Linked DNA regions of Homo sapiens: region 1 is linked to region 2. Evidence: chromatin contacts called from ENCODE Hi-C or POLR2A ChIA-PET data. All regions are on one chromosome and are shown on one strand. Each heading gives the region's core, a stretch centred on a gene start or an enhancer-like site at or near the end of the contact. The rest is flanking DNA. Distances are from core to core; before and after follow the strand shown.

The links. Hi-C counts contacts between places; a loop is a spot of excess contacts on that map. ChIA-PET counts read pairs that join two places held with the same protein, here RNA polymerase II (POLR2A). Pooled maps may share reads with other maps.
Region 1: a loop to region 2 is called in a pooled map, with 2.6 times the contacts of the local background. The contact joins two enhancer-like sites. A Hi-C loop is called at or near these places in 5 of 50 pooled maps. POLR2A ChIA-PET finds 5 or more read pairs at or near these places in 2 of 52 experiments (activated CD4-positive, alpha-beta T cell and activated naive CD4-positive, alpha-beta T cell).

What each region holds. Positions count from the first base shown.
Region 1 is chr21:42,335,806-42,343,329 of GRCh38, forward strand. No RefSeq gene overlaps it. Among named protein-coding and RNA genes, the nearest start is that of TFF2, 11 kb to the right of the region's middle. RefSeq lists enhancers at 73-574, 2,053-2,748, 3,254-3,383, 4,577-4,646. Within about 2 kb of position 2,191, at least 11 of the 41 ENCODE cell types and tissues checked have a DNase peak (open chromatin) inside an H3K27ac peak, as active enhancers do.
Region 2 is chr21:42,184,768-42,191,713 of GRCh38, forward strand. No RefSeq gene overlaps it. Among named protein-coding and RNA genes, the nearest start is that of ABCG1, 31 kb to the right of the region's middle. RefSeq lists enhancers at 3,330-3,569, 3,710-3,869. Within about 2 kb of position 3,669, at least 19 of the 41 ENCODE cell types and tissues checked have a DNase peak (open chromatin) inside an H3K27ac peak, as active enhancers do.

The sequences.
Region 1 (7,524 bases), core at 941-3,440, 150 kb after region 2:
TAAAAACGGTAAGAGGCTACCCTGAATAACTTTATGCAACTAATTTTTAATATCTAGATGAAACGCGTAAGTTCCTAGGAAAATAACAGTTTAACAAAATGGGTCCAATAGAGACATAGGGCTGAAATAAACCGTAGAAGAAATGGAAAACGTTATCAAGGAGCTGTCAACAAAATCATTAAACAGGATTTTGCTTATTTTTTTAAAAAAGAAAGAGACTTTATTCCAGTAAACATTTTGCAAACCAGGGAGACACCCCCTTCGGTACAAAACAAAGGTGCAATCTGAGACAACAAAGAGAGGGGTTGTCTTTTAAAGAGAAAGCTCCCTCTGGGTTCCCACTCTCGTCTGCTATGCAAATAGGGGATGCAAACTTGCTTAGCTGTGGTTAGTTGACGCTTGTTTAGTTCTGATTGGTAGATGTGGGCCACATTCTCCTGGTGAGCTCCAGGGGCCGAGGGGAGGCTTTCCAGTAGCCGTTGATACAGGAGTGAACAGGAGCAGCTATGAATGTCCCAGAACGAAGCAAACATGTGGGTTTCCAGGAATGCAGAGTACGTGTGTGACGTCTAGTCAGCAAATGGCCACACGGCTCTATTTTGAATTTAGCCCCAGTTGGCTCCCCGGGATCCACCTTGAAGGGCTGGTTCTTTCGGGATTCCCAGAAAAAAAAGCCGTAAGAATCTCCATGTCCAGATAATCTCACAGGGAAATTCTAGCCAAGCTTCAAGTACCTAACAGTCCCAATGCTGCAAAAATTGTTTCAGACACTTAAAAACAAAGGAAAATGCACAAATTTATACAAAAATGTGAACTGAAAATGTGTCATAGACAAAAGTATAAGCACCAAAGTTATAAAACTCCTAGAAGAGAATATAATAGAACACGTCCGTGGCCTTGAATTAGGCAGAGATTTCTAGGTAGGAAACATAAAGTTTGAATCATAAAAGAAAAATGAGAAAAACTAGATTTCATCAAAATTAAAGATATTTTCTCTTTGAAAAATATTCTTAAGGAAATGAACGAAAAGGTAAGTCACAGACTAGGAGAAAATATTTGCACAAAATATATCTAGTAAAGGACTTGTATGCAGAATATATAAAGAATTTTACAACTCATTACAAAGAAGAAAAAGACACCTGAGTTAAAAAGTGTTGAAGATTTAGACAGATACTTTACCTGAGAAGATGTGTGAAAAATAAGCTCATGAAAAGATGTTCAACATCCTTAGTTACTAGTGAAATGTAAATTAAAATGAAAACAGGATATCACATTCCACACACCACAATGGCTAAAATGTAAAAGACTAGTAAACCAAGGATGTAGTAAGCATTTGCAAATCTCCTCCATTGTGGCTGGGGAGACAAAATGGCTCAATCCTTGGAAAACAATTTTTTCAGATTCTTATGAAGTTAAACATAACACCGTACTATCCAGAAATCCACTCATAGCTACACTTCCAAGAAAAAAGGCATTTCCTCAAGCATTTACCCAAATCCCTTCACATACATGTGCATAATTGTTCATAGTAACTTTACCCATAATAGTAAAAAGCTGGGAATAATCCAGATGTCATCACCTGGTAAATAGGTAAGCATATTGCAGTGTATCCTGCTGTGGAATACTACTCAGCAATGAAAAGGAACGAACCACCCTTCTGTGCAACAACCTGGAAGAATCTCAAAGAAAGCTGTGTGCTGTGTGAAAGAAAACAGACTTCAAAGACTGTGCACTGTCTGCACTGTGTGATTAAACTTACTTGAAATTCTAGAAGAAATGAAACTAAAGCAAAAAAACACAGATTCTTGGTTTTCTGGCGCTAGGGAGAGGCTATTGACAGCAAAGGGCACGACGGGATTTTCTTGGAGGGAATGAATGTTCTACATCTTGATTGTGGTAGTGTTTACACAGTTGTATACATTTGTCAAAACTCAATGAACTGATTCATTTAAAATGGGTGAGTTTTATTGTATGTGAATTATACCTCCGAGAAACTAATTTTTAAAAAAATCTCAAGGCATGAGCATTGCCATCATCAGCGTTACTAATGTGAACACAGTGAACTGATGAAATGACGGGGCAATTTGCAACGTGTGATAGGCACTGAGATCTCTCTCTGGACATCAGGAAGCTGCGTGTTGTCAGATGCCGAAGCCGAACCCACTTGCCCATTGGGCTGCAGGAAGGCTGAGAGTCTGTCCCCAGCATGGATAGCAGAGGGCGCTGTGGAGCATCATTAGCCTGTAGGGTTCTTTAGGGGAAAACACCTTAATGAGCCCTGTGCGCTCGGAAGGTTGAATAGAGGGCCCTTCCTTCCTCTAAGCCACATTTCTGGTTGCGCCACATTAAGTCAAACAATTATTAAGTGCTGAGCAGTCTTTGGATCACAGAAAACAAACACAGAGGCTGCAGCCACTGGGCCCTGTGGAAAACTGGCGGCCGTCCTGCGATGGTGTCAGCTCATCCGTGTCCGCGCTGCTGGAGGCCTGGCAGGAGCTGAGATCAGAGCCCTTCAGCGGGAGTGGGGCTACTCCTCCCTCCCCTGGTTTCCCTGGAAGCTGAGAAAGTTCCCAGGAAAGTGCTGAAAACCTCCCACCACTCTTTACACAGACCTGAGAGGGGGCTGAGGTGGGGGAAGCTCTGTTGCAGAGATGGGCTGACTCGGGGAATAGGCCGGTGGGGCGGGACAGATGCTGGAGGGACAGATGGGGCGTCAGAGGAGACAGAGGCTGTCAGGGAGCTGTGGTCCTGCACATGGGAACCAGTCCTTGCCCAGCCTGTCTGGAGGCCCCTGGGCTGCTGCTAGTTACTGAGAGGGCGCAGTGGCCAGGCTGCACCTCCCTGTGGCCTGGTCCCTCCACTAGCTGGAGGAAGGTGGGGCTGCTCCCTCCCAGCCAGTGCCGAGTGGCTGCAGACCCAGAAGACACACGCTGTATATATTCCTGCATGCATGGCCCTGAAATGGTGGCCTCATGGGTTGCAGTGTCCACGCTGCTTCCACAAGGAAGAAACGGCTGCTTGCTCCACGCCTGGGGGCCCCAAGGCTCAGGCATCCTTGCCGTGGCCCACCCAGCAAAGTGCAGCAAGAGGGAAGGCAACACGCCTGCCTATTTCACTGGCAAGGGCAGGCCCCCAGGGGTTTCTGGGAGAGGTACAATAGCAGAGTTCCAGCTTGGGGTGGGGATAGCTATGTGTCAGGACCACAGCATTAGCCAGGGCCACAGGCAGGTGAGGCAGAGGTAGGCAACCATGGAAGAGCCCCTGGGAGAGGAACCCCGATGTGCTTATGGAGGGGCTTGGTAGGCATTGGCCCTCCTGTGTGAGCAGGTGGAATGCTGAGGGTCTGATGGCCGGGTGCCCGCCACTGGGACAGTCACTGTGAGACAACCAGGACCACGTGTGTCTTCCCGGAAGAATGGGCCTAGGATATGAGGATGTGCATGTATGAACAATCATAGCAAGAACAGCTCTAAGCACATCCTAATTCAACTCATGAAGCCTCACCACAAACCCAGAAGGGAAGATGTTATGAATATCTGTACTTAGCATATGAGTAAAACTAGGGTCAAAAAGTCTACGTAACTTGTCCAAGGTCACACAGTGACCCTGAGAGAGAAATCGCTGTAGAGCCGAAGTGCGATAGATATTTTTGAGATCTGATTCACACACCCTCATTGCAGCCCCCTGACTCCAGTTAACTGCCCAGCATCCCATGGTGGGGGTCAGATTGGGCTTCTAAGGCAGGGTGGGTTGAGGGGGACATCACACTGGGGCTGGCCCCTGAAGCAATAGCTAGAGATATTCATGCGTGTACCACAACTCCAAACTATAGATAATGAATATAAAATGCATGTAATGAATATGCAGTCTATTCCCATTACATATTCTCTATTTGCAAATTCGCCTACTCACTAAAATTTATTGGTGACCCTAAATCAATACTTGGGGTGCTTTCAAGGTCGTTTGCAGAAACGTACAAAGTGGTGACAAATTTGAGTCACAGACATGCATATTCCCAACTGAAGTCACACAAGGCCTTTTTTATTTTTGAGATGGAGTCTTGCTCTTTTCGCCCAGGCTGGAGCGCAAATGTGCGCTCGCAGCTCACCACAACCTCTACCTCCACCACCCAGGTTCAAGCAATTCTCCTGGCTTGGCCTCCAGAGTAGCTGGGATTACAGGTGCCTGCCACCACACCTGGCTAACTTTTGTATTTTTAGTAAAGACAGGGTTTCATCGTGTTAGCCAGGATGGTCTCGATCTCCTGGCCTTGTGATCCGCCCGCCCCAGCCTCCCAAAGTGCTGGGATTACTGGCATGAGCCACCATGCCCAGCCACACAAGGCCTTCTTGCCTCAACCCATACTGTGAACTAATGTCCTTTTCTTGGTCTATGTAGTGCCACGTTTTTATGCCTGTTGTTGGTGATTTCCCATTTAAGATGCCCCCATGTGCCATAGTGAGGAGCTGTCTGGTGTCCTGGGTGTGAGGTGATATGCCTCTGGGGAAAACACCAGGGGCAGGGCAGCCTCACTGGGGCTGGGAGACAGGGTGCCGGCCTGGAGTTCAGCATTAATGTAACCACCGTGTGCACTCCACAAGGTGTCTACAGGAAACACCCTCGAGCCTGGCTACATATGGCTGGTTAATGAAATGCTCCCAGAAGCTTGCAGAAACCTGACCCTGTACTTCCCCAGGAGCGAGGGTTCCAGATTCACTAAGTCAGGGCTGGCAGCGACTTCATAGAGCTTAACTACATGAATGCCAGAACGTACTGTATAGATACCCACTATAAATCAGCACTAAAGTGCCTGTGCACATACAGCTGTGCAGCACTTAACGACAGGGAAATGTTGTGAGAAACGCGTCATGAGGGGTTTTGTCGTTGTGTGAACACCGTAGAATGTGCTTAATGCATAGCTAGAGGGCAGCGCCTGCTGCACACCCAGGCTGCACGGTTGGCTCCCAGGCTGCAAACCCGTGCAGCGAGTGACTGGACTGAACACTGGAAGCAACCGTAACGCAGTGGTAAGCATTTGTGTATCTAAACATAGAAAAGGTACAGCCAAGGCCGGGCATGGTGACTTATGCCTGTATCCCCAGCACTTTGGGAGGCCGAGGTGGGCAGATCCTGAGGTCAGGAGTTCGAGACCAGTCTGACCAACACGGTGAAACCCCGTCTCAACTAAAAGTACAAAAATTAGCTGGGTGTGGTGGCGAGTGCCTGTAATCCCAGCTACTTGGGAAGTTGAGGCAGGAGAATCACTTGAACCCAGGAGGCGGAGGTTGCAGTGAGCCGAGATTGGTGCCATTGCACTCTGGCCTGGGCAACAGGGTGAGACTCCTTTTCAAAAAAAAAAAGAAAAAAGAAAAGATACAGTCAAAACATGGTGTGAAAGATAAAGAATGGGACGGTATGTAGGCACTTACCATGAACGGAGCTTGCAGGACCGGACAAGACAGGGAGGGAGTGGGGAGTGAATTCGAAGGCCCAGGACACGACTGTCCTACCATAGACTTCATAAACACACGACATTTATAAAAAATACTATTCTTTCTTCAATAATAAAATTAACCTCAACTTACTGTAACATTTTTACTTTATATTTTTTTTAATTTTTAAAAATTCTTTTTTTTCTTTTTCTTTTTTTTTTTTTTTTGAGATGGAGTTTCATTCTGTGGCCCAGGCTGGAGTGCAATGGTGTGATCTCAGCTCACTGCAGCCTCTTTCTCCCGGGTTCAAGTAATTCTCCTGCCTCAGCCTCCTGAATAGCTGGCATTACAGGCACCTGCCAACTCACCTGGCTAATTTTTGTACTTTTAGTAGAGATGGGGTTTTACCATGTTGGTCAGGCTGGTCTTGAACTCCTGACCTCATGATCTCCTGCCTCGGCCTCCCAAAGTGCTGGGATTACAGGCGTGAGCCACCACACCTGGCCAAAATTCTGACTCTTTTTAATAATACTTGCTTAAAACACAAATGCATTGTGCAACTGTACAAAAATATTTTCTTTCTTTATATCCTTATTCTATAAACTTTTTAGTAATTTTAATATTTTTTAACTTTTTTAGACTTTTTGTTAAAAGCTAAAACAAACACACATTAGCCGAGGCCCTCGCAGGGTTAGGATTCTCACTGCCACCGTCGTCCACCTCCACATCTCGTCCCACTGGAAGGTCTTCAGGGCCAGTAACACGCAGGAAGCTGTCATCTCCTATGATAACAATACCTGACTCTGGAACCTCCTGAAGGGCCCGCCTGAGGCTGTTCACAGTTAACTGTTTTTATATAAGTAGAAGGAGTACACTCTAAAATAACAATAAAAAGTGTAGTATGTACATAAGCCAGTCACACTGCCATTTATAATCATAGCCAGTATTAGGTGGTGTACATGATTTTATGTGCTGTACTTTCATACAACTGGCAGTGCAGTAGGTGTGTTGACTCCAGCCTTCCCACAAACAGCTTAGTAACGCGTCATGCTGTGACGTTACAATGGCCCTGATGTCACCAGGTGATGGAAATTTTTCAGCTTCATTGTAACCTTATGGGATCACAGTCATATACGAGGCCCACTGTTGACCAAAACATTGTCATGCGTGGTGCATGACTGTGTATGCGGCGAGCGCTAGGTATAGTGAATATATAAAGAATAAGTGTGTGTTATCCAGGATTACCACATTCTGGAGGCAGAGCTGGCTGTCCTACATGGTACTTGGAAGAAGTTTGTTTATTTTTTTGATACGGAGTCTCGCTCTGTCACCAGGCTGGAGCGCAGTGGCGTGATCTCAGCTCACTGCAACCTCCGCCTCCCAGGTTCAAGCCATTCTCCTTGGAAGATGCTTTTTTATAGGAGGCCACAGGACAAGACCACAAGGCCACCGGCGGCCTCTGGCAGGAGCTCCATGTAGTGGGGGCCTGCTGTGTGCACCAGGCAGCTCACAAACATTATTATTATTATTATTATTATTATTATTATTATTATTATTATTATTATTTGAGACAGGATCTCACTCTGTCACCCAGGCTGGAGTGCAGTGGTGTGATCACGGCTCACTGCAGCCTTCACTTCCCCGGGTTCAAGCAATCCTCCCACCTCAGCCTCCTGAGTAGCTGGGACTAAAGGTGTGCCCAGCTACTTTTTGTATTTTTTGTAGAGATGGGGTCTCAGCATGTTGCCTAGGCTGGTCTTGAACTCCTGGGCTCAAGCAATCCTCCTCTCTTGGCTTCCCAAAGTGCTGGGATTACAGGACTGAGCCACCATGCCCAGCCACAAACGTTATTTTTAATTTTCGCCAGAACCCTGCTAGGGAAGTAATCATTACTCATATTTTACAAACAGAAAGCCTGAGAATCTGAGAGATTTTTAAAAACCTCCCCACGGTGACCCACCTGGGCCATCAACCTGCACACATGGTGACAGCTCCTGCTGTTCCCACCCCCAGCGAGCTGACCGACCCCGTCTCCTATAATTGCTTCTCAAGCCATCTCTGTTACCTGGACCAGCCAGGCAGGGACCTGGAG
Region 2 (6,946 bases), core at 2,419-4,918:
TATGTTATCCCATTTTATTCTGTCAGTTCCGGAGGTTGTTGATGGTGGAAATACTCCACGACAGGGTGCAGCTGCACCTCTCTTCCTGATGTGTCCAGGGAAGTCATATTGGGCACTTTTAATTGGTCAGTGGTAGGAGCATTGACACCATGGAATTTGGCAAACTCTACAAGCCAGGGAGTTATTTTGAACCCCCAAATCTGATTGTTCAGTGTGGATCAGTATACCACTGCTTAAAGCCGTGGCTTTTTGGCTTTCCAGGTTGATGAGGCCTCACTCTCCCCTTATATCGGTCAGAATAGTTCCTTAGCAATACGGGAAGCTACTCTCCTGTTAAGATCTGTTAAGATGTGAGTATGGCCGGGTGTGGTGGCTCACGCCTATAATCCCAGCACTTTGGGAGGCCGAGACGGGCAGATCACGAGGTCAGGAGATCGAGACCATCCTGGCTAACACGGTGAAACCCCGTCTCTACTAAAAATGCAAAAAAATTAGCCAGGCATGGTGGTGGGTGCCTGTAGCCCCAGCTACTCAGGAGGCTGAGGCAGGAGAATGGCGTGAACCCGGGAGGTGGAGCTTGCAGTGAGCTGAGATCGCGCCACTGCACTACAGCCTGGGAGACAGAGCAAGACTCTGTCTAAAAAAAAAAAAAAAAAAAAAAAAAAAAAAGATGCAAGTATCTCAGTATCTTAGGACAGCCAGGGATAAAAAACATGGTCATTCAAAAACAAATAAGCCCAAGTTGTTTCAAATATAAGAGGAAAAAATAAGGTAAAACTGTCAATTTCTTAAAAACAAACTACTAGTTAAGGAAAAACCATGACTAATAGAGAAGAATATATTATTGACCATTTCTAGAACATGCACACAAAAGACAAAGCTAGAGTTGCCAGTATTAGTATTAGCAGGAAAATTATGCCAGTAACAGTATTAGCAGAAAAAAAAGGAAGCAAATTTCATGTTCCTACATCAGAGAATAGCTGAATAAATTATGGCACTTACAATTCAAGGAAAGATGATGTGGCTAATAAAATAATGGGTACGATCTGCATATATGGCCATGGAATGCTTTCAAGATATGGAAAAGGTAACATGATTAGTACAATTCCATAGTGATTTAAAAGGAAAACTACCTCACATAAATAATGCACACACACAGACACACACACACTCACAATTACTTATGTGTTATGATCAGAGGAAGTTATGGAAGGATGTTGTTTTGGTCTGCTTGGGGTATGATAGGGTTTGGCTGTGTCCCCACCCACATCTCATCTTGAATTCCCACGTGTTGTGGGAGGGACCCAATCGGAGGTAGTTGAATCATGGGGGTAGGTCTTTCCCATGTTGTTCTCATGATAGTGAATAAGTTTCACGATATCTGATGGTTTTAAAAAGGAGAGTTTCCCTGCACAAGCTCTCTTCTCTTGTCTGCCGCCATGTGAGACGTGCCTTTCGCCTTCCACCATGATTGTGAGGCCTTCCCAGCCATATGTAAGTTCATTAAACCTCTTTCTTTTGTAAATTGCCCAGTCTCACGTATGTCTTTATCAGCAGCATGAAAACGGATTAATACAGGATGCTATAACACAACAGCATACAGTGGGTGGCTTAAACAACAGAAATTTATTTCTTACAGTTCTGGAGGCCACAGCCTTAGTGTTCTCTTCTGAACATGGCTTCTCATTTTTTACAACATAGATAGGCTGAGATTTTTCCAAATCTTTAAGTTCTAGTTCTGTTTTGCTTAGCAATTCTTTCTTCAATCCATTATCTTTTCTCACATTTCACTATAAGCAGTCAGGAGGAACCAAGCCACTCCTTCACGACTTTGCTTGGAAATATTCCCAGCTAAAGATCCCATTTCATCTTTTACAAGTTTCACCTTCCACAAAACACTAGAACAGGAACACATGTCAGCCCAGTTTTTTGCTACTTTATAACAAAGATCACCTTTCCTCTGCTGTCCCACGCCATGTTTCTCATTTCCCCCTGAGACCTCACCCACATGGCCTTTGGTATTCCTACCAGCATTCTGCTCATGGTTGTCTGTGTGTCCTCTGAGATGATGAATGCTTTCCCTCCAGCTCTCCTCTCCCCTTTCTGAGCCCTCAGCAAATTGACTTTAGTGCTTCCTTCACAGCTATCTCAGCTTTTTCTAGCATGGACCCCCAAACTCTTCCAGCCTCCACTCATCACCAAGCTCCAAAGCTGCATCCATATTTGTGGTTCTTGGTTACAGCAGCATCCCACTCCTCAGGGCCACTTTCTGTCTCAGTCAGCTTAGGCCGCCATGGGGACTGGGTGGCTCAAAAGCAACAGGCTCCCAGTTCCAGAGCCTGGGAAGTGTGAGATCAGGGTGGTGGCAGGGTCAGGGTCTGGTGGGGGCCCTCTTCGTGACTGGCCAACAGAAGACTTCTTGCTGTGTCTCCCATGGTTAGGGTTGAGAGAGCATGAACATGCTGGTGTCTCTCTCTTTGTATAGGGCACCAATCCAAACATGAGAGCCCCACCCTCGTGACCTTATCTCCTCCCCAATGCAGCACCTCCAAATACCACCACATTGGAAATCAGGGGTTCAGCACGTGGATTTTGGGAGTCCATAGCAGAAATACACCCAATTTTTAAGTATCTGATACGTGCATTGGGAGTGAAAAAGGCTAGAAGCATTGTTTCATATATCTTTATTTTGTTATAATTTATCCTATTTTTTCGAAAGAGATCTTCCGCTTCTTTTTGTTTTCTGAATAATTTGGTCCTAAAGTCATGAGGTGGGCTGAGCAGGATAGGGTTCTATTCTGGCATGGACAGGGCAGTACCCTGAGTCAGAGGAGGTGCAGGAGTTTGAGCAGGGTGAGGGTCGTGCTCATGGAGGGGAGGCCTGGTGTAGAGGTGAGAGCTGGGGGAGATTGGGAGGCATCCTTTGGTGGGGGCAGCTGACTCAGATTGTATGTACCCCAGCAGGGGCAGGTGGGTACCCCACAGGGGGGCTGAACGCTGCAGCTCATGTCTATTCCTTATGTCTTTCAGGGTTCACCCAGGGCCCGAAAGCTTGTGTCTGGACCATTGAGAAAGACAACTGGACCGTTCTATGTGGATACGAACATGCAGGAGGAAGTCCATGCTTCCTAGCACAGGCCCTAGAATCAGAGTAAACGAGGTCAGAAGTCAGCTGCCCCACTGGCTGTGTGCCCTAGACAAGCCAGGGGCTCCTCTGTGCCTCAGTTACCTCACCTGGAAAATGGGAATCACTTTGGAGGGACCAACTTGTCCTGGTTTTAGCACTGAAATTCCCACTTTCCAGGAACTCCTCTCCCCTCCTTCCCAGTCCTGGCAAAGCCACCCTAAATAATCCCCACAGTGCTAGGCTGCGCTGAGAGTAAAGTGCTGAGCGCGGGGCAGTCACTTGGTAACAGGTAGTTACTGCTTTCATAATAATGGAAGCAGTTTACAGACATCTGCTTGGGAGAAAGTATGAAACTGTCCACCACCCACAGTCTGGAACTGCTAGGCTTTTAGTTTGTGGAGGCCTCGCCGACTGTCTCCTTCTCTTCTGCAGTTAGAGAAGGGCTGCAGGAGTGTTAGCAACAACTCAGCCAGAAAGAGAAACCAGTGTATTTCCTGTGATCAAGTCACACAGCCTAGGCTGCAACAGCGAGACAGCCAGTAGTTAAGAAGTTGGCTCTAAGACTGAGCAACCAGGAAGAGCTTTGGCTGTGGGCTAAGATGGAAACCACGAGCGGAAGTCAGACATAGCCCAGGGAGAAGGGGGCTGGGCAAGGCATTTACTCATTTAGAAATCTATCATCTCTCTCTCTCTGCCTACCTATCTATGTATCTATCATCTATCTATCTCTTTATCTATCTGTTCATCATTGATTCATTCCTTCCTTCATTCAAAAAGATGTCCTACATATGGTTGCTTCATATTGGTTGAGCTCAGTTATGTTGCTAAAAAGATTTTTTTTTCAATTTAAGAGGCATGGACATTTTGCAGTGGATTTCAGTGGAAAGTTGATGTTTGTGGGTTCAGAAGTCAGTCCTTCCCACACGAGCTCCAGGCCCAACACTTGCATCTGCTGGGAAGCAGGTTGCAAGCCCTGTGAATGCTTCCGGGACAACAGTTCCCTGTCTCAGCCTCTGATATGAGCTGTGCCATGGTGCACACTCTTGCAATGGGGTGGCACGAATATCGCAGTCAGCCAAGATCCTCTGCTATCCTAGAATTCCCAGGAAACTCCCCTTGAGAGCTTTAATCATTTGTTTGCCCTTCAATAACTGCTTATGGAGAAGTTCCCAGACTCACTGACACCTATCATTTTAGGGGACAGTTATGAATGAAAAACACTTTAAATTGACAATGATTGGGCTGGGCGCAGTGGCTCACGCCTGTAATCCCAGTACTTTGGGAGGCTGAGGCGGGCGGATCACCTGAGGTTAGAAGTTCGAGACCAGCCTAGCCAATATGGCGGAACCCCATCTCTGCTAAAAATACAAAAAATCAGCCAGGCGTGGCAGCGCACACCTGCAGTTCCAGCCACTTGGGAGTCTGAGGCAGGAGAATTGCTTGAACCCAGTAGGTGGAGGTTGCAGTGAGCTGAGATTGTGCCACTGCACTCCAGTCTGGGTGACAGGAGTGAAACTCCATCTCAAAAAAAAAAAGAAAAGAATGATTGAATTGTTACATTTCAGTTATAATACATCTTTTAAATTATGTTGTAAATCAGTTGACAATATATTATTTAATGTCCCAAAATATATTAGTGTCTATACAACTTTGAAGAGTTATGAAGTATGGCAACATAAAATTGCAGAAGCAACTCAAGTGCAATATACAGTGGCTGTAAATATACTTTGTAGCTAAGTTTTTCTGGACACGGAAGTGGGAAACATTCAACTTTTTAAAACTAGTGATTTCAGCTCTCTAGACTAGACTTAATTTTGTGTACAGAAAACAAAACCTTTTCCCCAGAACATGACTGCCTGCTTTTTCCCTGACATTGCATAGATGCCATTTGGCATAGAACATTTTTAGATTTATGTGCCCAATTGTAGAATCCTTGACAAATAATGCTTCTGGTATGGACTTCTGAAAATGACCCCAGTGTCAGCTTGCATTTAAGAGCACATTTTTCCATGGGGAATTCTAAAAGTATGGCAGGTACTGACTTTCCCAGTGAAGATGTGGCCAGGGTTGGCAAATTCCCAGCACAGTGTCCCTGCCCCGTTCCGTGGCAGACATCACTAAACAATCAGAGCCTCAGGCCCCGCTGAGTGTGGGCTTGGCTCCACAGGAATTAAGGCAGTGACAGCCGTACTGGCAGATCGGACTGGGCATGTAAGATGAACCCGAATGGCCTCCTCCTCAGGTGAGATACTTTGTGCTGACGGGAGCTCTATTGGTGTTCGCTTCATCAGCCCTTGCTACACAGTTTAGAAGCCATCGGAGCTCTCAAGTCTCAACCCTCAGAAATGACTGTGTTAACCAATATCCTGTCATCTCCATCTCACCTCCTCGGCCCTGGGGTTGTCCCCCTGGCCAAGAACCACCCTGTAGGTGATGCTGGGCCATACTTGCCCCTGCACAAAACCCCGCCTGGATCCCAGTGGATTCCTCAGCACCTGTGTGGCTGTGGCATGTGGGCTTCCAGAGATCTTGTGTGAAGGGAAGACCAAGCCTATAGCCCTGGAGGCCAGGGGCCAAATTTGGAATATTTTTCCAACACCCACAGTGTTGCAGAGCTCTCTATACTGAGTCCTACAGTTTGGTACCATGAGGAATTACAGTGAGGCAATCTATTTACAAATGAAACAAAAACAGGCTTTTATGGACTGGCCTGGGAACCTCACCCTTGCACAGATGGGAAAATGCATTCTCACTGCTGAACAATAAGCCCACGAAAGCACTGGCTCGCCTGGGACTGCCAACACGGGATGGTGTGCGCTGCCTACAGACCAGAGAAGTGGACAGTGGCGCCTGCCGCAAGCTGCTGGGGCACCCGCTGCAGAGCTGCGGCTGAGGGGGAGGTGGGCTTTTAGCCCCAGCAACTTTAAAGATCCTGTCTCCAGTGCTCCATCAGGTTTTATAAAGAGATCTGAATATTCGAAATTTTTAAGTTAAGATTTCGATGGTTTCTAAAGACAAAACCTTTGCTATCAGGGCACATTTGTACACAGGGCCCCCAGTCTGACTTTTAAAGAGCGCAGCCAGGAGCCAGGAAGGCTGAAACGGAATCACACTGTTAGTCCCTGGCCGCCTCTGGCTCTGCTCTGCTGGAAGGGCCCTGCCCACTGTCCTGAGGAGCTCAGGATCTCATGGGTTCCAGGTAGCAGGTGAGCTTTCTGTGGCCCCATACACCAGGTGTTCCATGCCACCTTGTGCAACCCACTCCACTCAGCTCCGCTTTCCATCCCCAGACCCCCTGCCATCAGCTGGAGACCTGAAGGTAGGGAACAGCTGTCCACATCCAGCGGTGACTGTGGGAGGTTCACAGCACACTGAGGAGGAGCATTCATCTAGACCCCGAGCTGTCCAACTTACTGCCTTTGAAACCCTCTGAACCCTGGGGAGGCACTGACTAGCTTTGCTTTTCTGTCCTCTCGGCTCCCATGAGGCACAAATGGCCTTTCGGTTTTCCTGCAGCCACTGGGACTGTCCCAGCTATGTGGGCAGCACCTGGACTGTCTTGGTGAGCAGATTTGAGATTTGGTCAACAACAGTCTGTGATTTCTATCAAATGGCAGCCTACTACACACATATGCCTTTCAACTCCAGCTACATGAGATATTTTTATGTGGTTTTTCCATTTTCCACATCCTGCAATTATTTAATAGGTGTTGTGGCTGTAAGATTCTGCCGCTGACAGTTGGGAACCTCTTAGGAGCCCTCTTCCCGTGTTGGGGAGCAAAATGCTCTGCCCCAACGTGACTTTCTATGTTAGTTTTG